Linked DNA regions of Homo sapiens: regions 1 and 2 are each linked to region 3. A link is a loop called in an ENCODE intact Hi-C map of the cell type or tissue named here. Cell type or tissue: A673. All regions are shown on one strand. Each heading gives the region's core, and the rest is flanking DNA. Links, peaks and the distances in the headings are about the cores only. Region 1 has its middle 42 kb from the start of LINC00922. Region 2 has its middle 81 kb from the start of LINC00922. Region 3 overlaps LINC00922 (long intergenic non-protein coding RNA 922).

What was found. Hi-C counts contacts between places; a loop is a spot of excess contacts. Peaks named below come from ENCODE experiments on the same cell type or tissue, not always from the same donor. Only the 100,000 strongest peaks of a DNase experiment are listed, where the experiment ranks them.
Region 1: it touches region 3 in a loop (4-fold over the local background); 1 of 110 quality-filtered maps calls a loop at or near these places.
Region 2: it touches region 3 in a loop (5-fold over the local background); 1 of 110 quality-filtered maps calls a loop at or near these places.

What each region holds. Positions count from the first base shown.
Region 1 is chr16:65,613,332-65,624,139 of GRCh38, reverse strand. No RefSeq gene overlaps it. Among named protein-coding and RNA genes, the nearest start is that of LINC00922, 42 kb to the right of the region's middle. In A673, for the core only: no CTCF peak of the experiment used is centred there; a DNase peak (open chromatin) is centred at 5,009; H3K27ac peaks cover 1,964 bases.
Region 2 is chr16:65,651,493-65,662,300 of GRCh38, reverse strand. No RefSeq gene overlaps it. Among named protein-coding and RNA genes, the nearest start is that of LINC00922, 81 kb to the right of the region's middle. RefSeq lists enhancers at 3,397-4,596, 5,688-6,187. In A673, for the core only: no CTCF peak of the experiment used is centred there; DNase peaks (open chromatin) are centred at 3,820, 5,060 and 6,320; H3K27ac peaks cover 1,216 bases.
Region 3 is chr16:65,542,497-65,553,304 of GRCh38, reverse strand. The region is part of intron 2 of LINC00922 (long intergenic non-protein coding RNA 922); the gene reads left to right. Among named protein-coding and RNA genes, the nearest start is that of LINC00922, 28 kb to the left of the region's middle. In A673, for the core only: a CTCF peak has its summit at 4,655 (motif pointing left); DNase peaks (open chromatin) are centred at 3,404 and 6,784; H3K27ac peaks cover 4,974 bases.

The DNA.
Region 1 (10,808 bases), core at 2,948-7,947, 70 kb before region 3:
TATTTCTATCAGTGATGAGGAGAAGGACCCAGAAGGTGCAAGCTTTGCCTACGAGTGGCCCATCTGGACAGTACAATAGCATACCGCATGCTAGAACCATGTGCTAGAGAGAGAAGGAGGACAGATGTGGGCCATCCACACCTGTGTGACACTGCAGAGTCTGGTGGGGAGAGGGAGGAAAGGAGGCTTAGTTGGGACAAGGGCTTGGCTATGACTGGGTGCCAGGTTTGGGTCCCAAGGCAGAAAATCTGCTGTCCATGGAAGAGAGTGGCTATATCCAGCCAGCATCCATACACAGAGGGGATTAGCGCCAGGGGATTTGAGACAGTGTCATCATGGCTTCAGGTGAACCTTGGCATTACTACCCCATTGCGGTTCCTAGACCAGACAGTTCCAGGACATTGGGGTGCAGAGAACGTCTTGCTCTCAATCAGGGAGGTGGGATTCACCGGCTTAGTGTTGTCAGAGCTCATTATGGGTGCCATCGAAGCTTGAGAGATCAACAGAGAAGGCATGAGATTGGGGCCCCCATTATAGGAGGAGGGAGAGGGCTAGAGCTCGGAGGTTCACTCCAGGTACAGTGCGCTCTGGCCTTAAAGAAATAATGCACTCAGTCGTTCATGGGAGATGAAATCTGTCTGCTCTACACTCTGATTTCTGCAATCGTCTACATTTCGCTCAGAAGGGCTCAGGGTGACTGGGCTGCTGCTGTGCCTCTGAGCCCTGTCCTGCCTCCTCAGCTCTTTCCTTGTTCTCATTTTGTAGTATTCTTCTATTCCCTCAAGAACAGGCCCACCTCAGGTGCACACTGGGCTCCCTGGCTGTCTTTCCGGAGCTTTCCCAGGTGAAGAGGAGGCTGCACCCCATCTCCCTCTCCACGACCTTCTGCTACTACTACCATCTTTACCGCATCACTGAGGGAATGACCCTCATGGGGAGAATCCCCCTTCCCCAGCCCTCCCCAGGACCTCACCTCCTCCTCCAGTCCTCCCTTGTCACACATTGCCTGTATCTACATCTGGGGACAGTGCTAGTGACCCAGAACTGTCAGCTCCTTCTTTCATGCTCACTTAGAGGGCATTACAGGCATCTTGTGCAGAGAGGTTCCACTTAGAGAAAGCATCTGAGCAGTATCTGGTCTGGGCCCTCCTGCCTTTCATTGACCCAGAGAAAAGGGTATCTGGATGTCTGTCTTTAGTGTCTATGCAAGGGAGTTTGTGTGCAGTTCGTCTCTCTTTCTGAGAAGGGGCCAGTGATGCTCGTCTCAGTTACCTACTGCCCGATACAGGGCTTAGCAGAGACTAAAACAGAGCCTTGGACTCTGAGTGTGCACTGGGCTGAGCCCCAGAAGCAACTGCAGGCTCTGCCCAGGACTACTGGAGCTGGTCTCAGACCCTCTCTCCTATTCAGAATTCTGGTCATCCAATGTCCTTGTGACCACCGGGCCCCAGAGTAGCCTGGGTCTGCAAGAAAAGCCTCCATCTCTTGCTCCACATGCCTCTGTGGGCTGTTTCTCATGAGCCCTTCAGCTCTTTGAAAACTGGAACAAAAATATTCTTCCACCCTGGAAGTGCCCCTTAGAACCATATGCTGCAGCCCCCATCCCCATCTATCTGGCTGCCTTTCCTGAGCCCGCGTGGCTCTGTTTGGATCTCCAGCCCTCTGTGACTACTTGCTTAGGGTGTGTGTATAGAAGGGAGGTAGGGTCCTATTACATCAGAATACCGGAAACAGCCCCACATTTCTCTCCTGTGGGACTTAGTTCCCCTCACCTGCCATCACCACATCACTGCCTTCCATGGCTGAGTGAGCCCCTTCCTGAGACTGCTCTACCCTCTCTCACTCCCCTCCTCCCTTTCTTCCACATCCACTCTCCCTCCCTCAGGGATGACTGGTGTGCAGCCTGGGAACTGACCTGGGATCTCCCTCTGCTCTCCCTACCATGCCTTTGCCCATGCCGTGCTCTCTCTGCTGCGATGCTGTCTCCACCCTCCTTTCCTTGCCTAATTCCTGCTCATTTTTCAGCCACTGATCTCATGTATTTATTATCTTTTGCAGGGAGCCTATTCAGACTCTACTTCACCTCTATCATTCTCAGCTTGAGCCCCTCCTCCGTGTCCCTGTAACACTCTGTGGTTACCTCTATATGGTAGGATGACCAGAGCATGGACGACTCTGGCTATACTTAAGCAAAGTCCATAAACATCTCCAAGCCTCGGTTTCTTCATTTGCAAAATGGAGATGACAGCAGAGCCTGCCTCATAGGCTGGGGTGAGGTCTTGGCTAGGTGAGGCCCATGAATGATGTAGGAACTTGGCATGGTGCCCAGCTCCCAGTGAGTGGGGCTATCTCCACCTGGTATTTTTAGTGTCTATGCAAGGGAGTTTGTGTGCAGTTTGTCTCTCTTTCTGAGAAGGGGCCAGTGATGCCCATCTCATTCACCCTACTGCCCAGTACAGGGCTTAGCAGAGACTAAAACAAAGAGAGTAAAGGACAGAGTAAGAAGAGGCACAGCAGCTCCAGTCATCACTACAAATTAGAGCTCATGATTCATTGGAAGTGGTGAGACAAACAAGTTTATCTTTTGTGATTATGTGGCAGTGTTTGGAATAGTAGCTTAAGGGCCCTTCCTTCTTAGTCTGATTCTTAAGCAGATGGATTGATTTATCTTACGGATGTGAGTATGTGAACATGTGTGTATGTGTTGGGGGTTCCCTGGACTCATAGCAATGATAGAAAACCCCTGTCTTCCCAGCATGCAACAGACAGAGACATATCCCGGAGGGGTTCGTTTAGCCCTGGGTCAGCTGTGGTGGGGACCTGAGCATCTGCCACAATTCTCATCCAAGTGACTGCGGCTTGAGAGTAAATGCCAGGGCTGCTGCTGGGGTCCCAGGGTATCTCCGACCTGGAGATTGATGATGGGTTTCATTATATTTCTGAATAATTAGAGGGCAAGTTCCATTTGTGAGGACTTGCTCTGAGCTATCACAATGTATTAGTGGTCAAATAAGCTGCATGTATGTGATTTTAAAGGGAGAACAAGCAACCTGCAGCTGAGAAGACAGAATTTAGTGTTATAAATAATCATGTTCCACATATGGTGGCTGTATCATAAGAAATGCCATGTATTGAAGAACCACTGCCTTTCAGGTCCATTTACATATACACACCATTTCAGTTCTTCAGCGCAGTCAGTCTGGAAAGATCTGGAATGGGGGTGAGCAGATGGGGGCTGATGTACTTCTTGGGATCAGACATTTTCTCAGCCATAGAATCATTCAGACCAGAGCTCTCAGTAGACACTGAAAGGGTGACTCTGTGGGCAGACAAGTCCTCTCTTCTTCTGTCTCTCTCACTCTCCGAGTCTCAAACTTTTATTGTTTTTGTTTGTTTTTCCATAAAATGGAGTTCAATGCGTCAGACTTGCCCATATTATGGGGTTGTAATGGTGGTCAGAATTGGCAATGCATATACTGTAAAAATATTTTGGTTGAGATAAGGAGGTGATACGGTTTGGCTCCGTGTCCCCGCCCAAATCTCATGTCAAATTGTAATCCCCATGTGTTGAGGGAGAGACTTGGTGGGAGGTGATTGGATCATGGGGGTGGTTTCTAATGGTTTAGCACCATCCTTTGAGTGCTGGCTCATGATTGAATTCTCACGAGATCTGACTGTTTAAAAGCATGTAGCATGTTCCTCTTCACTCTCTTTCTCTCCTGTCACCATGTGAAAAAAGGTGCTTGCTTTCCCTTCACCTTTTCCATGATTGTAAGTTTCCTGAAGCCCCCCAAGTCATGCTTCCTGTTAAGCCTACAGAACTGTGAGTCAATCGAACCTCTTTTCTTCATAAGTTACTCAGTCTCAGGTAGTTCTTTACAGCAGTGTGAGCACAGACCAATACAAGAGGTATCACTTGTATTAGGAGATGTGACTTCTCCCCTCTTTTAATTTGTGGGGTTTGCCTCTGTGTGATCCTATGCATTTCCTCCCTTATAACTTGGTGAACTTGGCAATAGGTAGTTTCCTGTAAACCTACCTTGTAAAAGGATGATTTTTAAGAGCTGGAGTAAATCAGAGCCAGAGGCCTGTAGGGTGATTGCTGGGGCTTCTGAGAACCAAACTAGAAGGTCTCCTTTTGCTGCTCCCAAAATATGTAAAGGCAGGCAGGAACTAGAAGTCACTGAGGACTCAGAAGTAGTGTTTATTTACAGAGAAAAGATAATAAATTATGCCTAGCAAACTATCTTTGGAATATAATTACAGGTAATCCAGAAGAACAAAACTAGCCCAACCTCAAGGGAATGAATAATCCCTAATGCCATGACAGAGAGAGACAGATGTTAGTCATCGTTTACAGAACTTGCATGGAAAATTATTACAATAGATAAAAGTCATATACTGAGGATATCTGAATTTGCTCAAATGAATATTCTTTGGTTTCAAACAGTCACTGATAGATAGATAGATAAGGATCGAATGAACTGGTTTTTCTTAGCTGTCGATTTTTCTTTTGATCAAAGAAACATTCATATATTTTTAAAAAACATAGGAAGAGCCTTGTATTCAGAATTGAAGGGTTTGTAATAGAATTCCAGTGGATCAATTCCTTCAAGCACCTTGAAGCCTCTGGGTATGTGTGTGTGTCTGCCTACACACTGTGTGTATTTCTTATAAAATAAAGGATTTGGTCCAGATTCATGCGTAATGCCTATCCCAGCTTCAACAGCCTAAAGCCTATTCATAACAGAGAAGTTTAGCTGGAAAATTCTCAATGTCTGGACCAGTGTCATGAAGTGGCTAACGGAGCAGCCATCATACATTTTAATTGTAGCAAGAAAGCAACTTTTTGATCAAATGAGTGAGTGCAAACATTTGGCAACTTCCTGAATGAGTGCAAATGAAAAGCGATTATATTAGAGCTGTTATTTTTTCCTCAAGAATGACTTCCTTTCTGTGGCAATAGGAAGCTTTCAGGAAATTATTCTTTCTGGCACTGCTGGTGTTTAAGCACCAGAATGAACCTGCATTCAATAATTTAAAGTAACTTTGTTTTCCAAGTTAATTAATTGAATGATTCTTGATGTTTGACAATGAAATACAACATGGGAACAGCATGAGGCAGTTTCTCCCTTTCCTTTTAAAAAAAGAGTCTTGTCTACTCCATTTCATATTAGGGCCACCATCATTATCCAGAATGAAGGGTGAGTGGGGAGAGGCTTGATGAGTCAGACACTTTACAGAGACATAAAATAATCCAGACCAGTATTTCTCAAATTTTTGCATGCTTGAAAAGACTCTAGGGCTCTTTGTACAATGCAGAATATGATCCAGTAGGTCTGGTATCGGATCTGAGATCTCTCAGGTAAAACCTATGATGCTAGTCCATAAACCCCACTTTAAGATCTCTATTGCTGTCTCTGTATCTATAGCTGTACAGCTGGGGCTGGGATAAGATATCCACCTGGACCCTCTGCCCTGTGCTTTAATTAAGGTGGAGGTTCTCAGAGTAAATAGATCTGTCCACCACAGCTGTGGCTGAAATCAGAGGCAGGTCAGGAGGATGTGACACAAGTACCAAAAGTATCAGCTGCACTACAGCATAGAGGAGCATAAGAAGATTATATCTGGCACCTACAGTGGCCAGACACAGATGTTAACTGCCGGATGCACCAGAAACCCACAGCTCCAATTCAGAGCTAGCCCTGAAACAGACCCAGCTCCTGAAGTTAGACCCAGGAACAGATGTTGAGAAGTAGGCACCATGAGAGCTAGGTACAGACGTTTCAAACATTTTAGCCCAGTGAAGGTTCTCAGATCAGCACCTGGGTATCAATTTGGCGTCTGCACCCTAGCTGTCACTGAGCTTCTCAGATGTGCACTAGCTTCTACATGTGAGGTCAACCTGATCAGTCTGGGGGCTGCAGATGGATCTTGGGCATGAGTGGGGTGGACTCCTCATACTCACACATCCTCACGGAATTGGGTTACAATAACCCTCACTCCTATACACTGAGCTAACTGGTCAGGCTTTCAAGAACAACCCCAGCTTCATGGCTGCCTTTCTGTTCTCTTAGGCTTTTAAGAGAGCACTCTAAATACATTTTTTTCATTACTCACTTATGAACAGCTGTTGGCTAAAGGTGTTCCTTTTGGGATCACAGAGAGTTAAAGACAAGAAGGGAAGTGGGGTTGTGGAATATTCTTTGACATTCCAAACATAATAAATACCAGAGAACATCCAAATCAGGAAGAGGAGGATTCCCCTGACACAAGGCTGCAGGGCTCACAAGCACTGACAATTCACTCATCAGTTTCAGGACCCATGAAGACAGAGCCACAGATTCCCCTGGTAAGGCTATTTTGTTTATAGTTGTGCAACTATAGGGGCTTGGATGATAAAACATCTCTAATAAGCCTAATAGAAGACAATGGCAGCTGTTATTTACCTAGAGGCCAGCTAGGGTAAAAAATGTGTGTGGGCTGGGGATCATTTATGCAACATTTAACTGGGGTCGGGGATGGGAGGGAGCCAGAGTCTGAACCTCAGCGAAGCCTTTCATGTGGGAATGTCATTTTCCAATCATATATAGGATAGTTGTGTTGTTCAGTCCGGGGTAAGCCACATAGTGCAGGAGGAGAGGAAACCAGCACTTATGGAACACTTACCATATACTAAGAGCTAATTCCTTCACTTCCACCTATCATTTTCTTTCTAATGTGATACAACAAGCTCAAAAATAGCCATTTTTTATAATCTCCATTTTATATAAGAAAATGAATGCTTAGTTACTTGAAGAATTCTTCTTTCAAAGCCAGAAATGTGGAACTTTCAAATCTAGGTCTGGCGGGAAATAAGACAAAAAACTTCCTACTTAAGATAATTTTAAAAAATAGTTAATATTATACCATTAAGTTTGTGGATGAAAGATGAAAGTCATTATTTATAAAACTTGTGCCACTATATTTACACTAAATGGGAATTAATTTCGTCTTTATGCTTCCTGGAAAGTGTCTTAGATTGGGGTCCCACAACAAATACTATAGACTAGGGGGCTTAAACAATAGAAATGTATTTTCTCACTATTCTGGGAACTGGAAAGTCCAAGATCAATGCATGGCAGGGTTTGGATTCCGGCAAAGGGCTCTCTTCCTGGCTTGGAGATGTGTGCATTCACACTGTATTTGTGCCAATATAGCGCAAGTTATAAGTACAGAGAAAGAGAGAGCTCTGGTGTCTCTTCCTCTTGTTATAAGGACATGACGCCCAATTCTTATGAGGTTATTATTAATCTTAATAACCTCCTAAAAGTCCTGTCTTGAAATATAGTCACATTGGGGGTTGGGGCTTGAACATAAGAATTTGGAGGGAACACAATTCAGTTCACAGCAGAAGTCAAGGACAGAGATGAGAAGTGAAAATATTTGGCCTAACTAATGAGGTCCATAAACTCTGGAAGGTGTTTGACATTTGTCTGGTACTGTCATCTTCAGATGCATGCATCTAGCTCTTCAATAAAACATGTAGGCAAAATTATAGGGTCCCCTTGCCTGTATCCTCTTATTATAGCCCTTCATTTAAGGGCTTAAACTCTTCATTTAAGGCCTGCCTGAAGTTCTGCATCTTTCAAGATCCTTCCTGAACTGCTCCAGTCCTTGGGATACCCCTGTGTTCTACTCTCCAGTCCAAATCCATGCAGCTATCATTGCTCTCTTTGTCTCTTGAGTCTTCTCTCTTTCCTCCTGCTGTTTTCCTTCCTATGTGGCTGGGGGTTTTCTGATGGCAGAGAAAACATCTCATCCATCTTATGTCTCCATTATGGGGTTCAGTGAAGAGGGATGTCTCACTCACTGTTGGCAAGTTCTGCTTTCTTTCCCCAGTGAAGAAATTGGTATCAGCAAGCAAGTGTAACTTTTGTGTGCAAAAAGTGTGAATTAAGTTTTTGATGGAATTTTAATCTTCCAAAGAATCCTATAAGGAAAGCTTGATGAATAAACAAGCCAAGAGGAAAAAAAAGTTCCATTCTCCAAATCACACAGCCAATAGAGTGTGGATCTAGGAGATGGAGAGGGAAATCTATCCCCTGGACTCTTCATCCTACTTGGAGTGTGGCGAGCCCACCCTGAATCTGGGCACTTATGTTTGCTTTTCCTTCTGCCCTGAATCTATCCCTCCTGTCCTTTGCTGTACTCACCAACTCACTCATGAGGTCTTTGCTCAATGCAATTCCTTCTTAGAGCTCATCCCTGACCACTTGATCTACAATGGTATTTCCTAGCCACCCACTGTCTCGCCACTCAGTATATATTAATATACCTTTCATAAAAACTTTAAATGATCTGTAATTTTCATTTCAGTTATTTAGTTATTTTCTTGTTTATTGTCTGGACCTTTTCTAGGATTTAAGTTCCGTGAAGTCAGGGATTGTATCTCCTTAGTAACTGCAATATTCTCTGTGTTTCAATATATTATTATGTCCTCATAAAACATTACTGGGAGAAAAAAAGATTTGGGGATAATGTTATATGTGCTTTAGAGAGCAGTGTATCTGAAAATGTGATCTCTGTGTGATATCATCCTCACCTGGGATCGCCAGCATCACATCACTGTTAGAAAAGCAAATTTTCATCTCAATAGATACAGAAAATGCATTTAATAAAATCCAACATCCCTTCATGATAAAAACCCTCAGCAGACTAGGCATTGAAGGAGAATGCCTCAAAATAACAAGAGCCATTCATGACAAACTCATCCCAACATCATACTGAATGGGCAAAACTTGGAACCATACCCCTTGAGAGCTGGAATAGACAAAGATGCCCACTCTCACCACTCCTATTCAACACAGTACTGGAAGTCCTAGCCAGAGCAATCAGGCAAGAGAAAGAAATAAAAGGCATCCAAGTAGGAAAAGAAGCAATAAAACTATTTTTCTTTGCTGTCGATTTGATTTTATACTTAGAAAACCCTAAAGACTCTGCCAAAAGGCTACTAGAACTAATAAATGATTTTACCAGGGTTTAAGGATACAAAATTAATGTACAAAAATCAGTAGCATTTCTATACACCAATGCATCCAGGCTGAGAATCAAAGTCAGAACACAACCCCATTTACAAAAGCCACAAAGAAAATGAAATACCTAGGAATACAGCTAACCAAGGAGATGAAAGATCTCCACAAGGAGAATTAGAAAACGCTACTGAAAGAAACTGGAGATGACACAAATAAATGGAAAAAAACATTCCATGCTCATGGACTGGAAGACTCAATATTATTAAAATGGCCATATTGCCTAAATCAATTTACTGATTCAACATCATTCCTTTCAAACTGCCAACATCACTCTTAACAGATTTAGAAAAAACTACTCTAAAATTTGTATGAAACAAAAAGAGAGCCCAAATAGCCAAACAATCCTAAGCAAAAGAACAAAGCCAGAGATATCACACGCCCTGACTTCAGACTACACTATAAGGTACAGTAACTAAAACAGCATGGTACTGTTAGAAAAACGGACTCATAGACCAATGGAACAGAATAGAAAACTCGGAAATAAAGCCACACACCTACAACCATCTGATTTTAGACAAGGCCAACAAAAATAAGCAATGGGTAAAGGACTCCCTATTTAATGAATGGTGCTGGGATAGTTGGCTAGCCATATGCAGAAGAATGAAACTAGACCATTACCTTTCACCTTATACAAAAATTAACTCACAATTGATTAATGATTTAAACAGAAGACCTCAAACTATACAAATCCTAAAAGAAAACCTAGGAAATACCCTTCTCAATATTGGCCTTGGCAAATAATTTTTGGCAAAGTCCCCAAAAGCAATTGTAAGAAAAACAACAATTGACAAGTGGGACCTAATTAAACTAAATAGCTTCTGCATAGCAAAAGAAACTAACAGAATAAACAGAAAACCTATAGAATGGGAGAAAATATTTGTAAACTATGCACCCAACAAAGGCCTAATATCCAGAATATATAAGGAACTTAAACAAATCAACAAGCAAAAACAAATAACCCCATTATAAAATGTGCAAAAGACATGAACAGACACTTCTCAAAAGCAGATATACAAATGGACAAAAACATATGGAAAAATGCTTATCATCACTAATCATCAGAGAAATGCAAATTCAAACCACAATGAGATACCATCTCACACCAGTTAGAATGGTTACTATTAAAATGTCAAAAACAATAGATGCTGGTTGAATCTGCAGAGAAAATGGAACACATACACGGTTGGTGGGAATGTAAATTAGTTCAGCTACTGTGGAAAGCAGTTTGGAGATTTCTTAAAGAACTCGGAACTACCATTCAAACTTCAACCTGGCAATCCCTTTACTGAGCAGATACCCAAAGGAAAACATCATCATACCAAAAAGACACATGCACTTGTATGTTTATTGCCAAGTTATTCACATTAGCAAAGACATAGAATCAACCCAGGTGCCCATCAATGGTGGATTGGATAAAGAAAATGTGGTACATATGTACCATGGAAACATGGAACACTACACAGCCATAAAAAGAATGGAATCATGTCCTTTGCTGCAACATGGATGGAGATGGAGGTCATAATCCTAAACAAATTAATGCAGGAACATAAAACCAAACACCATATGTTCTCACTTATAAGCGGGAGCTAAACATTGAGGACATGTGGACATAAACATGGTAATAATAGACACTGTGGACCACTAAAGGGCAAAGGAATGAAGGGGGCGTGGGTTGAAAGACTACCTAATGGGTATTATGTTCACCACCTAGATGCAATATGCTCATGTAGCAAG
Region 2 (10,808 bases), core at 2,687-7,686, 110 kb before region 3:
TTTAAATGGGAAGAGAGAAAGGAGAGGCTTACCATTCACAGACCTCACATTGCTCTTTGGGTCTAAAGTCCTGGTGCTTTAAATCACCCTCTCAATTAAAGAGAGATTGTGGGTATAATGTGAAACTTAGATGCTGGTCCTACTGCAGATGATTGGGGTTCTGGCTTGGCCAACAGAATGAACTCTGCTTTAGAAAAATATTTTAGAGTCATAGTTTCTTAGAGCAGAAAAATGGCTCATTGTACTGTATCATTCATTCATTCATTCATCAGTTCATTTATTTGGTCAACTTAGTTGTTCATGGAACCCACATTTGCTTTCCAGACGGAGAAACAAAAGCCAAAAGAGGAGATGTGGCTTGCCGAAGGTCACATGGGAGGGTAGTAGCAGAGACTGGATTCAAACACAGGCCCCTCCCCAGTCTCGGTCTCAGGCCTCCTTGTCCTGCCAGCCACTAGCTGCCAACCCGCTGACATGTGCTCTTTGATGGTGGCACTGGGGGAGTAGATAGCTGATATTTATCTCCTTGATGAATGGAATTCCAGTTGGCAACTTGATCTCCCACCTTTGCAACTTTGGGAAGAGAGAGGGTGATCAAAAGAAAATATTTTTTCTACTGAAAGATGCCTTTGGAAATCCAATATACCACTCTGTCAGCCTCATGAGTCGAGGGAGGAGGGATGAAAAAGATCTGTTGTGAGCGAGCCCTGCCACTGACAAGTTGATCTAAGTGTGTACAGGCTGTGCAATCTCTCTGAGCTCCAACAGAATCCAAATACGTGCCGAAGAAATCCCAATGGAGAGAGGTGGGGATAGTGTGGCAGTCCCAAACTCCAGCTCTGGACCTAGGCCCCTGGAGCTCAAAGCCTGCAAGCCAGCTTGATGATCAAGCATTCTCGTGACCTGGCCAGGCAGAGACCTAAACTCTCATTGTCTGTTTCCTGCTCTGTAGATGAGAGCAATTGAACTTAGCTCATCAGGTTGTTGTGAGGCGTAAAAGAGATAAGGAAAGTAGAACAATTAGCAGGGGGGCTTGGTAGATATTGCAAATCCAGCATGATGCTGGCTTTATGAAACATACTGTACCTCCTTTTCCCAAATCTAAAATGGCAGGAGATGGTTGCATTTGGACGCAATCAATTTGGGGCAGTATTTGCCTTGCTCTTTGATCCTAAAGAGAGTGCAGGGGTAGAAGTAAAGGCTATGGTACCTTCAGCCACAGCAAGCCTCTTCTTCTTGATAAAGTTACTAGCTCAGAAAAGCAGGAGAAGGAAGCCCTTTTATTTTATTGTTCATTTCAGAGTGTGGTAAGTTTCCGTGTGTTGGGAGCTATGCAGATACCAGAGATATTAAGGGTGGTTTAGGCCCAGCTGAGATAGATGCTTATCTGTTCACTTGGGGACATGCTTGGGGGTAAACTGCTGCTGAGGCAAGGAGGAGATGTGAGGGGCATCAGGGGCCAAGGGGAGGGGCACAGGTAGGGGAGAACAGTTCTGCAGGTCCTGGTAAGGGGAGGCTTCTGGGAAGAAGTGATATTTGAGCTGATTTTTGAAGGAGGCTGAGGAGGAGGCTTTAATTCTTTAATTCAGTTTGACAAAGGTGAGGATGTCCCGAGGGGCGTTGCATGGACAGTGGCTCAGACAAGAGAAGGATCTTGGCAGGCTCAGGGAAGAGGGACTCATCAGTTTGGCAGAAGCCCCAGATGTGAGTATGTATCAGGGAGCTTGGCTAATGCAGCAGGGGAGGATGCCTGGGCGAGGACGAGGCTGGAGAGAAAGGTGGCACCGAGCATGTGAAAGGCTTGGCATTTATTGCCTGGAATCAACATGTCACTGCAGAAAAGGCAGCTAATCCATACTGGGGATCAAGGGAGCTTCCTAGAGGGTGTGATGATGAAGCTCAGCACTGAAAGCCTGGGGAAGGACTGAGGCAGGCCCAGCGAATGGCAAGTGAGGTATCCTGGGGCTTCTGGAGGATGGAGAGAGGAGGACAGGATGCCACAATCCCAGAATTGAAGCGGGGTGGTAGGATCATGCAGAGGCAGCAGCTGGTACCAGGTCATCCAGGGCCTTGCAAGCCGTGTAGTCACTGGGATCCAGGGCAGGTCACAAGCAGGGTCTGACATGAGCAGGATTTCGGCTCTAAGTCCCCAGCTGACTCCAGCTGCCCGAGCTAATGGCCTGCGTTCTCCCCTCTACACAGGCCTAGCAGAATGTTGCCCAGGGTTGGTGCTATTTGGTTGATGGGCTCTTGCCTGTGAAATCTGTTTAGCTGGGCACAGAGGGTTCCAGTCATCCCTTAGATCTTTGAACGCTCGCTCGCAGAGAGCCCCCCTTGCTGGTCTAATGCAGATTTGTGGCCCGTTCTGTGGAATTCATTCTGCACTACAAGAGTATGATATTACCCGATGTTTATGGATGGCTGAGTCTAAAATATCCATTCTAAAGTCCACTGAAGGATGAAATTCCTTGTTACTTTCATAGATTCTCTTGTCTTATTTTTCCCCCCATGGAGGAACATAAAGCATTTGTATTTTTAGCTCAAAGCCTGGTCATTTTAAAAATCATACCTGAATAAGAAGGAAGGGCATTCTGGGGGGAGATGGGCGGTTTGAGGAAGACAGTCTCAGCCTGGGACGGGTTCCCTGAAGCAACCCCCTCCCCAGGGAAGTTCTCTATTTGTCATGTTTCAGCCACAGCAGGAAGCAGAGGGCTGCAGTTGTCTCAGAAACTGTCAATGATAACAATACTCACCAAAACTCAGGATTTAAACACTAGGCAGAGGTTGCAGTGCAGCCAACCTAGACTCCCAACCAAGAAGGAAACAGGGCAGGGATGAAGTTTTGAGTCCATCCCTCTGCACCTTCTCCATGGTCAAGATGTTGGTGTTCTTGGGGCTTTGGTAAAATGTGTGAATATGCTATAATTCTTGAACTGAACTGCTTTAAATTTCACTAACTGCTCCCCTGTGCCTCTTTTATAATGATTCTCCAATGTCCAGAAAGTCCCACCTTATGTTTGTCAGACAAGCCTTTCCTGCTGGTTCCAGGTAAAAAGATCCACACTTTGCCTTTGAGTTCCCGGGGCACCCTGTCTCACCAGTGAATCACCTGCCACTTGTGGTATCATCTGGCACTTGTTGGATTTTTTGTGTGTATAGCAGTGCCTGGTGCCAAAAATGCACAAATGAATCAATTCAGAAGCATGTCCATAAACAGCTTATATCCTACAATACTGCAAAGAACTGCAGCTGGGCCACCTCCATCATCACTCCTTACCCATGTACACATCATCATGCAGTGTCCTAAGGATTTCACACATCATCTCCTTTAATGATGAAATCATTGGATACTGATATTAACAACACTGTATGGTAGCAAAACAGACACAGTCCTTCTCCTCTTGGAGCTTAGAGCCCGGACAGAAGGCAGCCAGTCAGATAGAGAGTAGGTCTGTAGGACAGGCAGAATGCAGGATGCTGTGAGAGCCCAGGACCAAGTAGCTCATCCACACTGGATATTCCAGTAAGGATTCAGGGAAGTGCATGTTACACAAGAGACCTGCAGTACAGGTAGGAACTGGCCAAACCAAAGGAAGTCGAGTGTTCCAGGCACAGGGAATGGAATGCAGGAAGGGCTGGAGACTTGGCTAGACCCTGGAAAAAGGCTGAGCTGGAATGTGCAGGCTTTTTGATCTGGATCATTCTGGCAGACCTAGCTGCATTGACCTAACCTCCAGATGGCTTCCCTTGCTGTTGTCTGCTCCAAGCAGTGGGATGTGGTAATGAGGAACTGCCTGCGGGCCTGCTCATGAGTCTTCCGGGTTTGTCCTGGACGGGTGTCCTGACTTAGTGAGTCAGCCCCATTTTCTCATTTCCTGTCTCCTTTGAAGGTTGTCCAGGCAGCAGCCCAGCCCACCTGTGAATTCCCAGTCCTCCTGCAGCACCCCCAGTATGCTGGCAAAAAGAGGTGCTCAGGAGGCATAAGCATGTGGCTGCACATCCCTTGCTATTGATGCAGATTTCAATCTGTCACTTAACCTCTCTGAGCCTTTCAGTCATCTCCCTTAGAATGGCAATAATGGCTGGGAGTGGTGGTTCACGCCTATAATCCCAGCACTTTGGGAGGCTGATGCAGGAGGATCATGAGGTCAGGAGTTCGAGACCAGCCTGGCCAACATGGTGAAACCCCGTCTTTACTAAAAATACAAAAAATTAGCCAGGTGTGGTGGCATGTGCCTGTAATCCCAGCTACTCGGGAGGTGGAGGCAGGAGAATCGCTTGAACCTGCGAGGTGGAGGTTGCCGTGAGCTGAGATCTCACCACTGCACTCCAGCCTGGGAGACAGAGCAAGTCTCCATCTCAAGAGGGAAAAAAAGAATGGCAATAATGTACCCACATCTTTGGCTTGTTTTGAGGATTAAATACAATAGCATATGTAAAAGTAGCACAGAGTAGGTGCTTTCTCTTGCCATTGCCTTCCATCTCTTTCCATTACAGAACACCCCAGAGCTCATGTACTGCTCATTCAACTCCAGCTAATTTTAATGTTGCTCAGCATTGTGGAATGTCAGCACCATGCCATTCACTTTGCCGCACTGCTGTCTCTCATAATGTTATAATGGCCATTTTACAGATGAAGAAACAGAGGCTCAAAAGAGATAAAGTTACTTGCCCAGAGTCCCAAACTAGTAAGCTGGAAATCAAGCCCCAGCAGTCAGACCTCAGAGCCTGAATTTTTCCACTTCACCCTGCACTTTGTCTCAGCCCCTTCTCAGTGGGCAGGGGCTGGTGGAGGCCTCTGCTGTCCTTCCTTCCAGTTCTTTCTTAATAGGATGCTATTAGCAGCTGACAAGCAGCACTGGGAGAAACACACAGTTGTAAATAACCCATTGTAGGAGAGCAGGAGGGCAGTTCTTGACCCCACATCCTGATAAAAGTCATTTGCTCCCCAGGCTCCCATTTAATTTGGAGGAACATATGCACGTTGTCGGAAGTGAGCCTATGTGTCGGGATTCAGCTCACAGGCATAGGCAATTGTTGATTACATCAAACACATCCCCAGGCCTGTGAAGGAGGCAGATTCGGGTGTGTTGCCGGCATTTGTGGTTCCCTTTGGGGAAAGCATCTGAAGTCTTTTCCTGGGGAAATCCCTGGGGTGGTCTTGGATCAAAGCCAGGTGGCTCTGCCTACTTTTCCAGAAGACAGGACAGGCACGAGTACAGGGTTCTTTTCAATGCCTAAAAGTGCCAGGTTTGTTTCCTATGTCATCTCATTTCATTATCCCACGAAACCCACAGGGGAGGCTTTATAGAGGAACAAACGGAGGCTCCAGGGGTTAAGTGATTTTGCTCTAAGTCACACAGATAATAAGCGAGCTTAGATTCAAACTCAAGTCTGTCTGGACTCAAATCTAGGCTTGTCTGCCTGTCTCCAGCTGGGCAATGTCTTAGGGGCACATTGTGTGCTCCAGGATTGAAGTGGGAGCTGGGGGTGAGGGATACACGGCTGCCAAATCTGCCCTCAACAAGAGCAAAACACCAGCAACAACAATGGTCCCCACCATGGACATGTGTGGGCATTGAGGCATCGCTCTACCTCTCCATCTCACTGCAGCCTCCCAGCCACCCTGTGGACAGGACCACTGAGGTACCTGAGGAATTAGGAAGCCTGGTCATAGGTAGTGGGGCTCAGGTGAGCAGTCAGCTTCAGGAGGCCCCCTCGGTGTTAGGGTGGTGTCAGGGCAGGTTGTCAGGCAAGGAGACTGCAGGAGGAGACTGCTGTCTGTGACTTGGACTGGGGAGCTTAGGCAGCAGGAACAGGGACTCCTGAATAGGGCCCATGAGTAGGGGTGGGATGCATTTCCTACACAGGGGACAGTGAAGGCAAGGGGGACAAAGGGCTTTATCTCTAGGTCGGCAGATGTCTAGGGACTCAGTTTTTTAGGACATAGGCTGCAGCTGTCATTGGCACGAGGAAGAAACTGAGTTCTCAGGAGGAGGCTTGGGATCAGGGTCAATGACAATGGTGAAGTTCTAGGTTGACAAGTAGGAAGTCATGCCCTCTGGGAGGGGCCAGCTTTTCTTCCAGGGGCTGGGCTGAACCTCTTGGTTGGGTCCATCAGTCCCAGCTGCACGGATGGGAGGCAGGTGGCTGCAGCCAGCAGCCAGAGTGTACCACCCACTGTCTCTCTAGTTGAGGGTTCGATTTCTCCCCTGTCTCCTGCAGAGCAGGTGGCTGCTGACTTCTTTGAAGAATGGAGCCTCACTTCACAGCTGGACACTGCCTAAACTTAAGAACCATTAGTGCTTCCAGGAACGTACCCCCTGGGGGACAAGGGAAGGGGAGGGGATAAAGAGATGGCCCTCCCTCTGCCTGGCCAAGCACTGCTCAGCTACCCCTGCTGTGGGGAAGAAAGGTTCTGCCTGCCTTTTTATTAAGGATTGTGGATTTTTCCAGCACATTACAGAATGACCCAGTGTCTCTGTCCTTAAGAGGAGAAATGCACAAGAAATGTGAGAGTTTGAAATTAAACGGGAAGGAGAGAGGCAAGGAAGGAGACTCAGAGAGTGGCAGACATAGCTGGGGCTGGAGTGTCTGCTGCCCACGCTGGAGTGAACTGGCTCAACACACCCAGGCCTCCAAAGAGGAGTTCATGCAGAAGTTGTTTCTGAGCCATGCAGAGCATCATCTCTCTGTTCTTATTCTCTACAAATAATTGCTCTACACTCACCCTGCACATGGCTCTGCAACGGTAAGAAAGGGGATTGGCATTAGGCGAGCTGAGGTCTAGATGGAGGGCTCTATGGAAGAAGGAGAATTGAGCCTGGTGCACTTTTTCTATGTAAAAGCGTTTTTCTCCTATTCGGTGTGTGCCTGGTTCTGGCTTTCACCCATCACCACCCTAGGAATCTTCCCTCCTCTGACCACATTTTTAATTCCTGAGTCTTGAATATATCCTCATTCTCATTCTCTCTTTCTCTTCCTCTCTCTTGCTCTCTCTCAAAATTACTCCATTTACAAAAGTCTCTTTCAACAACAGATGCCACAAGAAGCACCTCCAAACGTTGGATCCATTCATCTCCCTTTGAGACTACTCTTCTTTGAGATGCCTCATTCATTTCCGGGTCAATTGTCTTAAGAGAACTATCCACATTTATTTGCTTCATTGTACTGCATTCTACTCATGTGTCACTATCACTTTCACCACCCCGAGTCTAAGGCAGTGATTTTCTAAAATCCAAGGAACCTCCCAAGTATCACAGCTGAAGGACTCATTACTCCTCATCTTACTTGGCAACATTAGATGTTGTTGCTCATCATTTTCTCTCCAAACTTGTACTTTGAATTTGGTAATTCCCTCCTCTCTCTTCTGGTCCTTCTATTTCTCTGCCCACTTCTTTGGGTTCTGGGGATCTTCAAGGCTCCTTCCTCACCCCTCCTGTGGTCTTAGTATCTATATTCTTGAGCAGTCATCTACTGATCATGATGACATCCAAATCTCTTCCCCCTAACCTGTCCATGGAAGTCCACAAAAATGTGTGGCTGCAACAGAGCAGGAGTAATAATTTTGGTGAGACAGGATAAGGGATGACCAGGGTGGGTGTTTCGAAACATAGATTAATACAGGAATTAAATGAATTGTTGAAGATGTGGGAAAAACAATAGCCTTTTGATTCAGTTTGGTTAGGAAACAGAATTAAATTAGAAACTCATGGCCATGTAGTTTTATGTGCCTGTTTCCTAGCCTACTGTAGGAGCTTAATAAATGTCAGCAGAATCTAACGTTGATTACTTAGTTGTGCATGCATGTCTTTTTTTCTCCAGACTTTGAAATTGGATGAAGAAATGAAAGTATCTCTCTTATTGTTCCAAGATTTTAAAAAAGGTCGATAAGCAAAATATTATTTATTAAATGACTAGAAAAAGAAACGGACAAGATAATTAACTCATAGAAAGGAAGGCAGATCTTCTTTCCAGCTCTTCATTTGGTGTTACCTTCTTGAAAGTCATTCATGCCACAGTGCCTCAGTTCTGTTTTGTGCTTACCCTGACAGGCATCCTTAATTTTTTTTTTTTTTTTTTTTAATGGAGTTTTGCTCTTTTTGCCCAGGCTGGAGTGCGATGGCGCTACTTCAGCTCACTGCAACCTCTGCCTCCCGGGTTCAAGTGATTCTCCTGCCTCAGCCTCCTGAATAGCTGGGATTACAGGCGCCCACCACCATGCCCCAATAATTTTTGTATTTTTAGTGGAGACAGGGTTTCACCACATTGGCCAGGCTGGTCTCAAACTCCTGACCTCAGGTGATCCACCTGCCTTGGCCTCCCAAAGTGCTAGGATTATAGGCATGAGCCACCATGCCTGGCTAATTCTTAATTTGAATGACAAACACTCACTGGAGTAGTGAGTTTGATTGTTTAAACCTAAAAGTTAGTTGAAAAAAAATCAGTTTAAATCATTTAATAAAGAATCTCATTTGTCTCTAACAAGGTCGAGAAAATAACTTGTAGTTTAGATCCCTATTGGTGGGATCTGAAGATTCCAACATCAATGAAGGCAATGGAACCAGGCTGAAAAGTCGAAATCATTGTTGAAATACACTCAACATTTTCAATTAAAAAAATTAATTGTGGTAAAATACATATAGGATAAAATTTACAATCTTAGCCACTTTTTCAGTGTTAAGATGGTTAACCCATAATTGTTTTAAAGTGACTTCAGTGAAACTGTACCTATTCAATAGTAATTCCCAATTTCTCCCTCTCCCCCAGCCCCTAGCAGCCATCATTCTCCTCTCTGTCTCTATGAATTTGACTGCTCTAAGTACCTCATTTAAGTGGAATCATACACTATTTGTTTTTTTTCTGAGTGCATTATTTTTACTCAGCATAATGTCCTCAAGGTTCATCCATGTTGTAGAATATATCAGAATTTCCTTCCTTTTTTAAGGCTGAATAATATTCCATGGTATGTATACATTATGCATCCAAGCCTTAACTGATGAGCTTCAAGTTGGAACTTGGCATAAGGTCTTCTTTTGTGTCACTGCTTAAAGGAGTTTCACAAGAGAGAAACATGCAGGTAAAAACAGATTCCCTTTCCCCCCAAACCCATGCTCACTTTAATGGCCTTTATGTTCACTGAGTTTATGTTCCATTCTTCATCTTTTAGGGTTCAATAAAGTCTTCTGGAAAAGAGAGCCTGTCTTAACTATATGAAAAGGAACAAAGGAAGAGATGAATGCCTGGACAGAGATCTTAAATAGAAAACAAGACACCACAGCCTAGAGTCTGTTGTAATGGTGTCAATGTGAAGCAAATTGGGTTGCCCCAAAGGGAAAATAAAAAGCTAGAGTCAGAGCATGGGGTCACTGAGTTCTGACATGCCAGCCACCCACAGGGACGACTCTTGGAGTTTTGGTCTTAGTCTTCCTTACACATTCAGAGTGCTGGCAATTCTGTGCTGGGTTTTTATATTTTCTCAGATCATAGCATGCAGGTGGGAAGGCAATACTCAAACCATGCCTAACCTTAGGAGCCTCTCCCCTTGTGGGATGAGAACCAAGCCTTTGATATATTGCTGTTTGGAAAAGAATGCGTTGTGTCCCAATTTCTATTTTATGGTGTCCCTTTGTTCTTACAGTGCTGCTGTTCTACAAAGGAGTGTTTCTAGAAACGCTGGATGCAACAGGAAGCTTTGAAATTGGAAAAAGTGAGGATTCCATAAGCCTATTTGGAAACTAAGATTCTACCTAGAAGTTAAATTTATTTTGGAAGGGCATATATTGATGTTTTCCTGCCCCTCCCATAATCTCTCTTCTGTCTCTCTCATCTCTCTCTCTTTCTTTCTCACACTCACATACATACCACATGGGGAAATGACTCTTGACTCTTGCCCTTGTCCATTGAAAGCATGGCCCGTGCCTGCTGGCTCTCTGGACACCTTTCAGGCTTGCCTCCAGCAGCCCCTGTGAATAGCTGAATTACTATTCCTCACCCTAACCTCAAAGAGAGGTTGTTAACAAAGCCTAAGGATCACGGAGCCAAGAAAGCCAGTTCAGAGGCAGGCAGAGCCATGAGGATTGCAGCAGGAATATAAATGGCTAGTTCTTTCTTCTCTAAAGAAGGATTTTAAAGGTTATCAAGTTATTCCCTTTCACATAGAAAGCAGAAATACCAGAGACTAGAGTTGTTGAAGGAAAGTTGACCAAAAGTTTAAAATGGTCAGGAGGTTTAAGAGAGGGAGCTATTCCCAGCAAACTGAAAGGGAAGAATCTGAACTCAGCCAGAAAAATGGGGTTCCTGGTTCAAGTTGCAACCCCTCCAGGGTCTGGTGAACTTGAGAAAATATGTTACTTTTTCTAGGTTTCCATGGAAAGATGCTCCATTTGGTTTCAGGGAAACCTGGACTTACTGAGGTGCAATCAAGCTCTAGCTGTGTAATCCTAGGTACGATGTCTTGCCATCTTTCTCAGTTTCCTGACCTCAGTGTGGAGATTATAAAGCCCCTTCACTTGGGGATGCTTTTTCAAAGAAAGCTCTTAGCTTGCTCAAGGCAGGCGAATGTCATTCCCAGACCCTGCCAATGATGAGGACAATGATAACTAAATGGCACTTGCTAAAAATCAGAATGCCCCCCTCCCTCCAATGTAGGCACTTTTTGCACTGTGCCATGGTCATTTTTGAAAGAAAGCTCCTAACTAAACCTAAGCTCACCTACATATGGCTCCATATTTTGGCTTGTTTTATTGTAGATGTGAAGCGAATGAAACCTTGTCCATTCTGGTTTCTTTGAGAGCATGCTTATATTT
Region 3 (10,808 bases), core at 2,547-7,546:
CTTTTAATTGGAGAATTTAGTCCATTTACATTTAAAGTTAATATTGTTATGTGTGAATTTGATCCTGTCATTATGATGTTAGCTGGTTATTTTGCTCATTAGTTGATGCAGTTTCTTCCTAGCCTCGACGGTCTTTACAATTTGGTATGTTTTTGCAGTGGGTGGTACCGGTTGTTCCTTGCCATGTTTAATGCTTCCTTCAGGAGCTCTTTTAGGGCAGGCCTGGTGGTGGCAAAATCTCTCAGCATTTGCTTGTCTGTAAAGTATTTTATTTCTCCTTCACTTATGAAGCTTAGTTTGGCTGGATATGAAATTCTGGGTTGAAAATTCTTTTCTTTAAGAATGTTGAATATTGGTCCCCACTGTCTTCTGGCTTGTAGAGTTTCTGCCGAGAGATCCACTGTTAGTCTGATGGGCGTCCCTTTGTGGGTAACCCGACCTTTCTCTCTGGCTGCCCTTAACATTTTTTCCTTCATTTCCACTTTGGTGAATCTGACAATTATGTGTCTTGGAGTTGCTCTTCTCGAGGAGTATCTTTGTGGCGTTCTCTGTATTTCCTCAATCTGAACGTTGGCCTGCCTTGCTAGATTAGGGAAGTTCTCCTGGATAATATCCTGAAGAGTGTTTTCCAACTTGGTTCCATTCTCCCCATCACTTTCAGGTACACCAATCAGACGTAGATTTGGGCTTTTCACATAGTCCCATATTTCTTGGAGGCTTTGTTCCTTTCTTTTTATTCTTTTTTCTCTAAACTTCCCTTCTCACTTCATTTCATTCATTTCATCTTCCATCACTGATACCCTTTCTTCCAGTTGATTGCTTCGGCTCCTGAGGCTTCTGCATTCTTCACGTAGTTCTCAAGCCTTGGCTTTTAGCTCCATCAGCTCCTTTAAGCACTTCTCTATATTGGTTATTCTAGTTATACATTTGTCTACATTTTTTTCAAAGTTTTAAACTTCTTTGCTTTTGGTTTGAATTTCCTCCTGTAGCTCGGAGTAGTTTGATCATCTGAAGCCTTCTTCTCTCAACTTGTCAAAGTCATTCTCCATCCAGCTTTGTTCCGTTGCTGGTGAGGAGCTGCGTTCCTTTGGAGGAGGAGAGGCGCTCTGCTTTTTAGAGTTTCCAGTTTTTCTGCTCTGTTTTTTCCCCATCTTTGTGGTTTTATCTACTTTTGGTCTTTGATGATGGTGATGTACAGATGGGTTTTAGGTGTGGATGTCCTTTCTGTTTGTTAGTTTTCCTTCTAACAGACAGGACCCTCAGCTGCAGGTCTGTTGGAGTTTGCTAGAGGTCCACTCCAGACCCTGTTTGCCTGGGTACCAGCAGCAGTGGCTGCAGAACAGCGGATTTTCGTGAACTGTGAATGCTGCTGTGTGATCGTTCCTCTGGAAGGTTTGTCTCAGAGGAGTACCCAGCCGTGTGAGGTGTCAGTCTGCCCCTACTTGGGGGTGCCTCCCAGTTAGGCTGCTCGGGGGTCAGGGGTCAGGGACCCACTTGAGGAAGCAGTCTGCCCCTTCTCAGATCTCCAGCTGCGTGCTGGGAGAACCACTGCTCTCTTCAAAGCTGTCAAACAGGGACATTTAAGTCTGCAGAGGTTACTGCTGTCTTTTTGTTTGTCTGTGCCCTGCCCCCAGAGGTGGAGCCTACAGAGGCAGGCAGGCCTCCTTGAGCTGTGGTGGGCTCCACCCAGTTCGAGCTTCCCGGCTGCTTTGTTTACCTAAGCAAGCCTGGGCAATGGCGGGCGCCCCTTCCCCAGCCTTGCTGCCGCCTTGCAGTTTGATCTCAGACTGCTGTGCTAGCAGTCAGCGAGACTGCGTGGGCATAGGACCCTCTGAGCCAGGTGCGGGATATAATCTCCTGGTGTGCCGTTTTTTAAGCTCGTCAGAAAAGCGCAGTATTGGGGTGGGAGTGACCCGATTTTCCAGGTGCCGTCTGTCACCCCTTTCTTTGACTAGGAAAGGGAACTCCCTGACTCCTTGCGCTTCCTGAGGCAATGCCTCGTCCTTCTTCCGCTTGCGTAGGGTGTGCTGCACCCACTGTCCTGCGCCTACTGTCTGGCACTCCCTGGTGAGAAGAACCCGGTACCTCAGATGGAAATGCAGAAATCACCCGTCTTCTGCATCGCTCACTCTGGGAGCTGTAGACTGGAGCTGTTCCTATTCGGCCATCTTGGCTCCAGCGACTTTTTTTTTTGAATTTATGTCTCCCTAAAATGTTTTTCCCTTTTGTTATCTCTTGGTTTAAAATAAGAAGGAACATAAAAACCCACAATTGGGGGAAGGAGGGCAGTGGAGGGAGGGAGTGCATCAGGAAAAATCGCTATATATGTATTTGTTATCTCATATGTTTTGTTTTGCTTTTTAATTTTTTTTTTGAAACACGGTCATGAGACTAAATAATTTTTGTAATTTTGGTGGAGATGAGGATTTGCCATGTTGCCCAGGTAGTCTTGAACTCTTGGCTTTAAGCTATCCACCCCCCTCAGCCTCCCAAAGTGCTGGGATTACAGGTGTGAGCCACCACACCTGGCTGCTGCTTCTTAATTTCTAATTTTGTTTTATAGTGGCAAAACAAGAAGTTTTGTGTAACTTATGCTTTTTGAAATGCATTGGAATTCTCCTCGTGGTCAAATACATGACCACATCAGAAAAAAATAGCTAATAGAAAGGAAAGAAAGAGGGAAGGAAGGAAGGAAGAAAGGGAGAGAGGGAGGGAGGGAAGAAGGAAGGAAGAAAGAAAGGAAGGAAGATTCATTTACACCAGACAACCCACTAAAAGTTTTGAGTTATTGTAATCAATAAAATACAAGAAGGAAGAAAGGAAGGAAGGGAGGAAAGGAGGGAGGAAAGGACAGAGGGAGGGAGAAAGAAAGGAAGGAAGAAGGAAGGTTCATTTACACTAGACAACCCACTAAAAGTTTTCATTTTAATAACTATAACACCATCAACCATTCTTTGAAAGCACATCTGTTGGCTTCCAGAGTTTCTTCATCTCTCTTAGACTTGTAAGGGGTTTAACGAGCTCAAAAAGACACACAAATATTAAGCACCTACTCTGTGCCTGGCATCAGATCTATATTTAATTCACTTTGGGTATTTTCTGAAAGAAAGATGATTTTCCATAACCAATTCCCAAACCAAGAACATGCATGCATCTGTGTCCGGCAGAGTGGAAGTAATGAACATGAATGCCACCTTTGCTAAATTCTGAAATGGACCTAAATGCACCCAAATTCTATATAAAGTCATATTGCTAAGCTTTGATTCATACCTAATTTCCTCAAATGGGAAGGGTGGAGGATTAGTTGAATGAAGGGCTGCTGTAGAAAGAGCAACACATATGTCTTCTTGGCAAATGTCTGCTTTTTTTCCAGTTATTAGAGTTAGTGCCAGCACAGGAAGGGAGCAGCAGGGGCCAGAGTTGTTTTTCCCCTTAGAGCAACAGGGAGAATGTACCAGAGATAAGACTCACCCGGGTGTTTGGCTTTTGGAAATGAAAATAGAATTGCTGTATACATGTCAGCTTGATCTGGGAAGGCTGAAAATAGGGGTGGGGGTGCAGGTAGATGTAGAATGGCCTGAGTTAAACCCTAGTTAGGGAAGAAAAGACAAAAATTTGAAGGCAGCGACTTTATCCCTAGCACACAGGGTCTCCCAGGCTGGAGGACATCCCCACTTGGTGTATGTCACTGGTCAGTGCTGCCCACTGTCTGAGGTCCAAGGGAGGTTGATAGGGACCCCGGACTCCTGGAGGAATAGGCCTCTAGTGGGTGTGTTGGTGGGGACTGCAAGTGGGGCAGGGGACTGGGAATCTTTGAGTTAGGTGGGGGGTCATTATTCTCTCTAGTGTGTAGGAAATTCAGTTATCTGAAATGGTTTTGAGTACAATAAAATGCATGGTCCTGTATTAATCTCAATCCTTTGCCAGTTATATATTCCACAATATATAGACTTTTGTCTTGCTTTACACACTGTTGTAATACCTTCTATGATGGTAAGTTTTATGTGTCAACTTGGTTAGGCTATGGTGCCTGCTCGTTTGGTCAAATGCTAGTCTAAATTTTTCTGTGAAGGTATTTTAACAGTGTGATCGACATTTAAATCAGTAGACTTTAAGAGATGTGGGTGGGCCTCATCCAATCAGTTAAAGACCTTAAAAGCAAAGACAGAAGTTCCCTGATGAATGAATTCTCAAGACTGCAAAATTAAAAACCCTGCCTAAGTTTCCATCTTGCTGCGCTGTGGAATTTGGACTCAAGACTGCAACATCCACTCTGACCTGAATGGGCTGGCCTGGCTTATAAATTTCAGACCTGCTGTCCCCTGTAGCCTCAGGAGCCAATTTTTAAAAAATCTCTTGATAGTATTGATACATAGGTAGATAGCTAGATAGATAGAATAGACATGCTTTTCTGTTTCTCTGGAGAACCCTGTCTAAAACACCTTCTTTTCAGGAAACTTGTTTTGTTTTGATGTAAAATCATGCGAGTCCAGGATGCAGTGCTGGAAGAAGCCTTAGTCCATTTGGCCAATGGTAGCAAATCTGTGGCTCAATTGCAAGAATGCCCTGGGGCAGACCAGAACAGCCCTTTTTGCTGAGTGACCGTCAGATTCTCCTGGACTTCCTTACAGCAGGAGAGACACCCCTTGCTGGTATCCCCAGCCCCCTGCAGGCAGCAGATGCTGCTGTCTCACAGGCAGCCTGGCCTTTCTCCCTGTATTGTCTGACCCACCACTCCAGCAAAAATTAGGAATTCTGAGTAGAAGGAGAAGTAAGGTTCTTCCCAGTTCTGCAGTTGTAAAACTTTAACTTTGTTGAATGTTGGAATTAAAATGGCAAAACCTCTACCCCAGGCCTCTGCAGGTTGCCCCATGGATTGGCTGTAGAAGAGAGCCTGGCGAGAAGTAATTAACCACAGATCACTAAAAGCTCAGTGGAAAGGCCTGTGTCCAGGAATTCCTTTTGCCAGAGGTCCTGGGAGCGTTTGCTGCAGAGAAACGAGTTTGCAGATAAGCACTTTTCTTTGTGAAGTCTCCTTTCCCAAGCTCTGTTAGCTCCCAGCTCTGTTTTCAGCTGTGAGGGCTGTCTTTTCATCTTGAACTTTACATATTCTTCTAGCTTAGCCCAGTCACACAGAGCTCTTTGGCAAGCTACTCTCTCTCCCACTGCGAATTGTTGGGTACCAAGGCAGGGTATAAAGTTCAGAGTCGGCCAACTTTTCCCCCACAACCCTCTTACTCCGCCTCTCTTTGTGCTCAACAATGGATTTCAAAATCTTTGGTTTTCTTTGTCATCAGAAAAGATGTTGGAGTCAAACAAAGAGGAGAGCAAAAATTCCAGACGTTTTGAGTAAATGAAAGTGTGTGTGTGTGTGTGTGTGTGTGTGCTGGTGCAGTCTCACTGCCACCCCCAACACCACTGGTTAGCATTGTAACCCTCAGGAATGTATATCATTTGGGGTTGGGTTAGTGGTTTGAGCAATGCTCCTTCCAACTTCCTGCTGGAAAATTTAACCTCTCTTTAGTCTTTAGAGAGGCAAAGAAATGAACACATTTCTACTTGTTCTACCTGCAACACATCTCTTGATTCCATTCCCAACTGCCCACTTCTATAGTTCTGGCCTTTTTTTCCTTTCCCTGGGTTGTCATAGAATGTACTGACTTTTCTTGACATCTTTTGCCACCTCCACAACCTTGTTGCCCCTGCAGCCAGAGTGACCTTTCTAAAATGTAGCTCTGACCACCTTGTTGCTTGTCACCTGTAGAAATCAAGTCTAAGTTTGTGCAGGGGCAGCCAGAGTGCTCCTGGGGCTCGGGCCCTGCTTACCCCTCCCAGCCCTCTCTGAAACAATTCTGAGTGTTTCTCTCTGCAATGCATGTACGTATATACATGTGTATGTATGTGTGTGTATGTATGTATGTATTTCAGCAGCTGTGTTCTCTTCTTGAAATGAGCTTCGTTTGTATAAATTCTGCCACCCTCCCTAAATTCCTCTGAGTTCTGATCTACTCTGTTTCCCCTAGAGTGAGAAGTTTATGTGGTTTTCACTGCCTTTCTCCATCCTCAGTGTATCAACTGTATTCGCTTACCTTTCTGGCCAGCCTAAGGGTCCTGTGGGGTGGAAACCCTCTATCCATGATAGCTAGGCCAGCACAGTGCAGGCCATCTTGAATATCCTCAGTTAAAGCTTCTGAATTAACAAGATACATATCTAGGGTTTATGAGCTTTGGTTCTGCAGTTGAATTCTTCTGGACTTGAATCCTGGCGTTCTTGCTTAAGCCTCCTTTTTCTCCCCTGTGAAATAGGTGGAATCATATCAATATCAGAGTGCTGATGGTCAAAATTAATGGAAATAATGCATGCAACATGCTCCATGCATCCCTAACATGCAGTAAAACCTCAGTAGTCACCCTCATTTGAAATAACTGCTTGCCCTGCTTCCATGCTCCAGCCCTCTTCCGTGTCACCCTCTTTGTTTGCAGATCCCCTCCACCTCATTTCTATCATTAGCAACGTGGGGAAGAAAGAGTTAAGCCTGACTCTGTTCACCACAAATCCACAGGCACTAAATAAGGCTCTAACATTCAGGCTTTAAGTATGGGCTGCAGTTAACTATAAACAGCTGTTGCAAGATAATAGCCTTCTCCTGGTAAAATAAGGCCAGTTCCCCCCAACCCTCCCCTCACAATGAAACCTTTCTTGCACTTAACGTTCAGAACTGATAGATAGGTCTCAGTCTGGCAGTAATCAGAATTAAGAGATGGGGGCAGGGAGAAGAATTGTCAGGCTTCCCAGATCCAGTTGACATGTATACAGCAATTCTAATTCCATTTCCAAAAGCCAAACACTCGGGTGACTCTTATCTGCAGTACATTCTCCCTGTTGCTCTAAGGGGAAAAACAACTCTGGCCCCTGCTGCTCCCTTCCTGTGCTGGCATTAACTCTAATAACTGGAAGAAAAGCAGACATTCGCCAAGAAGACATGTGTTGCTCTTTCTACAGCAGCCCTTCATTCAACTAATCCTCCACCCTTCCCATTTGAGGAAATTAGGTATGAATCAAAGCTTAGCAATATGACTTTATATAGAATTCGGGCACCTTTAGGTCCATTTCAGAATTTAACAAAGGTGGCATTCATGTTCATTACTTCCACTCTGCCGGACACAGATGCATGCATGTTCTTGGTTTGGGAATTGGTTATGGAAAATCATCTTTGTTTCAGAAAATACCCAAAGTGTATTAAATATAGATCTGATGCCAGTCACAGAGTAGGTGCTTGATATTTGTGTGTCTTTTTGAGCTTGTTAAACACCTTCCACGTCTAAGAGTGATGAAGAAACTCTGGAAGCCAACAGATGTGCTTTCAAAGAATGGTTGATGGTGTTACAGTTATTATAAAATGAAAACTTTTAGTGGGTTGTCTGGTGTAAATCAATGCTTCCCTCCCTCCCTCCCTGCCTTCCTTCCTTCGTTTCTCTCCTCAGAAAAATTTGATGAGATCCAGAGAAATTTACTGGTTTATAGAGTCAATAAGAAAGTTAGCAGCACAGATGGGGGATGGATGCACCAACCTCTCTGACTCCAAGACCAGTGATTTCAATCAGCTCACATTGAAAATCATGACTGAAGTAATGGTCTCTGAAACTTGGGCAAACAAAATTGAGGAGAAATGTTTGGAGGGAACAGCACTCAGGAGTTTAATTTTGTTTATGGCTGTGGTCTCAGGAGAAGTAGAAAGGCCTGTTGATGTCTGTCTCCAGCTAAATCATAAATCTTAGACCCTGACAAGGCACAATAAATGCTATCAAATTAGTGAATAACGTATGGACTTGCTCCCTGCTCTGAAGGCATCCTCTGCAGCCATAACAAGGCAGTAATAATTAATGCTTTTGGTTATCCTCATTGAATATCATGAAACAAGTAGCCTGTGAGGTGGGTGCTGCAGTCATTCCCATTTGTAGATAAGGAAACTGAGGTTTGGAAAGATTATGACATTTGCTCATTGTCACCCAGCTAGGAAGTTCCAGAGCCAAGTTTCAAAGCCTTGTTTTCTAACCTACAGCTTGATCTCTTCACCTCTTTATGATGCCTTATTAAAAAATAATAACTAAACTAAAAAATCACTACTTTCTTATGAATCATGCAGCACCTTTTTTTTTTTTTTTTTTTTTTTTGTATTTTTCCCTTGTAAAAGTTAACATCCTTGGTGTTCTGGGAGGTAACTTCATCATTCCTACTACACATAGGTTAGATCTTAGGCTCCCATGAAGCACATGACTTGTCCAAGATCAGCCAATCTCGTTAGTAAGATACGGAGATTTCTAAAACAAAGTCCAGTGCTTTTTTTTTCATGACAATGTTTCTGTCTCTCTGGATATTTTATATCCACAAAGCATTATCAATATGGTGGTTTCAGCAAACACAAGTTAAAATCACCTTTCAAAAAGTGATAAGGCATTACTAAAATCAAGACAATCAAACCAACGAAAAAAGAATATGAAAGAAGGTTCAAGACTGTGTTGGGCAAGGATGGGAAATATGGCCCAACTTACGGTCCAATTTTAACCAATGACTCTACTCTGCCTGGAGGGCTTGCTGAGAAGGATCATGAGACCACTTCTGATGCTAATGGGAAAATGTCCTTTGATCCTGAGCAAAGTGGACTCCATGTTGGAATGGATCAGTGTGGCAGGAATGAACATGTTCTATTTGCCTCTCCAGACGTGCTCTGTTTTCACTCTGCTCTGTGCCTGACCTCTACCATCTGCACCAGGGGATTTCTTTACCCTCCAGCTTCCAGTTCGGTCTGGCCAACCTTTTTCAGTTTTCCCCTTTCCTTCCTTCCTTCCTTCCTTCCTTCCTTCCTTCCTTCCTTCCTTCCTCCCTCCCTCCCTCCCTCCCTCCCTCCCTCCTTCCTTCTTTCCTTCCTTCCTTTCTTCTTTCCTTCCTTCTGAAAAATTTGATGAGACCCAGAAAAATTGACTGGTTTATAAAGTCAATCAGAAAGTTAGTAGCAGAGATGGGGGATGTACCAACTTCTCTGACTCCAAGACCTACCTACCTTCCTTCCTTCCTTCCTCCCTCCCTCCCTCCCTTCCTTCCTTCCTCCCTCCCTCCCTCCCTTCCTTCCTTCCTTCCTTCCTTCCTTCCTTCCTTCCTTCCTCCCTTCTTCCTTCCCTGTTTTCTTCCTTCCTTCCTTCTTTCCTTAATATATGAATCCTGTTGCTTCTTCTCAAACTTCAAGGCTTTGATTCAGTGGTGCTCACCTCTGGGAGTCCTAAGACTCGTAGAACAGGAAGGATTTAACCATCATCCTTTTATACCATAAAAATCTCAGCAATGCAGATCCCTGGGGACATATTCTCAAATTAAATGTTGAGCTTCCTGAAGACAGGGATCAATATTATTTATTTCTCCATCCACGGTTCCTGATGTACAATTTTTACACAGTAAATGTTTATTGAGTTAATGAGTTATACTGGGTACTCTTACTTTCCATAGATCCAAGGCTTCTGCGCTTTAAACACTGAAGCAATTACTTATTTTATTTTGACTGTTTTGAATGAAAAATATTTTAAAAGCAAGCAAACAAGCACACAAACAGAAAAAACTATTGCCACTATTTCAAGTGCAGTATACACAACATTATTTGGATTTAAAAAATAATTTGGAAATATCTTTATGAGCACAGATTATGCTGCTCTGCTTAAATAAACTAAAGCTGTTAGGGGAAACTGAGGTGCACAAAGACACTTTGCCCCTGAACTAAATGTTTCTAGATGGTTTCGTGTTTTAAATCCTTATGCCTAATTGTTCGTGTACCCACTCTTCTCTCTTTCCAGTTACTGTTTCTAATATGCTGTGGGTTTGAATATCAGGTAATTACAGACATTTGAGTTCTGTGTAAAATAAGAGTGAAAAACCTGAATAAGTATGTGCAAATAAAGAGGGAACAGAATGAACATTGCCTTCTCTGACTGTGCAGAAGCTTTTATCCTTTGTTTCTTAGTTTCTAGATAATTTAAGAATGACATTAAATATGAGATGGCTGGGAGCTCACACCTGTAATCCCAGCACTTTGGGAGGCTGAGGCAGGTGGATCACTTGAGCTCAGGAGTTTGAGACCAGCCTGGGCAACATGGTGAAACCTGTCTCTACAGAAAATATGAAAATTAGCTGGGCATGGTGGCATTTGCCTGTGGTCCCAGTTACTCAGGAGGCTGAGGCAGGAGGATCGCTTGAGCCTGGGAAACGGAGGTTGCAGTGATCTAAGATCATGCTACTGCACTCCAGCCTGGGCAACAGAGCAAGACCCTGTCTCAAAAAAAAATAATGTGAAAACATCGATACCTAAGAATGACTGGGGAAAGCAAAACAAAACATCTGCTTTACTTTTTCCAGAGAAGGCCACAGGCCACTTTGCAGCACTTTGAAATGACATTGGAAATGACACTTTTGCAGAATTTTAAAGTCCATGTTGGAATCTCAGGTCCTTTAATATGGATTCTCAGTGGAGTCAAATGAATTTCAAATGCATAACTTCTGATTGCCACCTGAGATTACTTGTATTTTGGTTGCTGTCCTCAAAGTAGTCAAGGAGTGGCAGTGGCATGAGCTGCTCTGGGAGAAGAGGGGAGAGGAATCCAGATTCTAGAATTGAGTTGCTTGTCTTTATTGTGTGTCTCCAGAAAATCAAGCCCTCTCTGACCCTCAGCTTACTCATCTATAAAATGAGAATGACCATATACTTGACAACAGACTCCTCAGGTGGACATGAGAATGAAAAGAAGAAGAAAATACAAGAGCA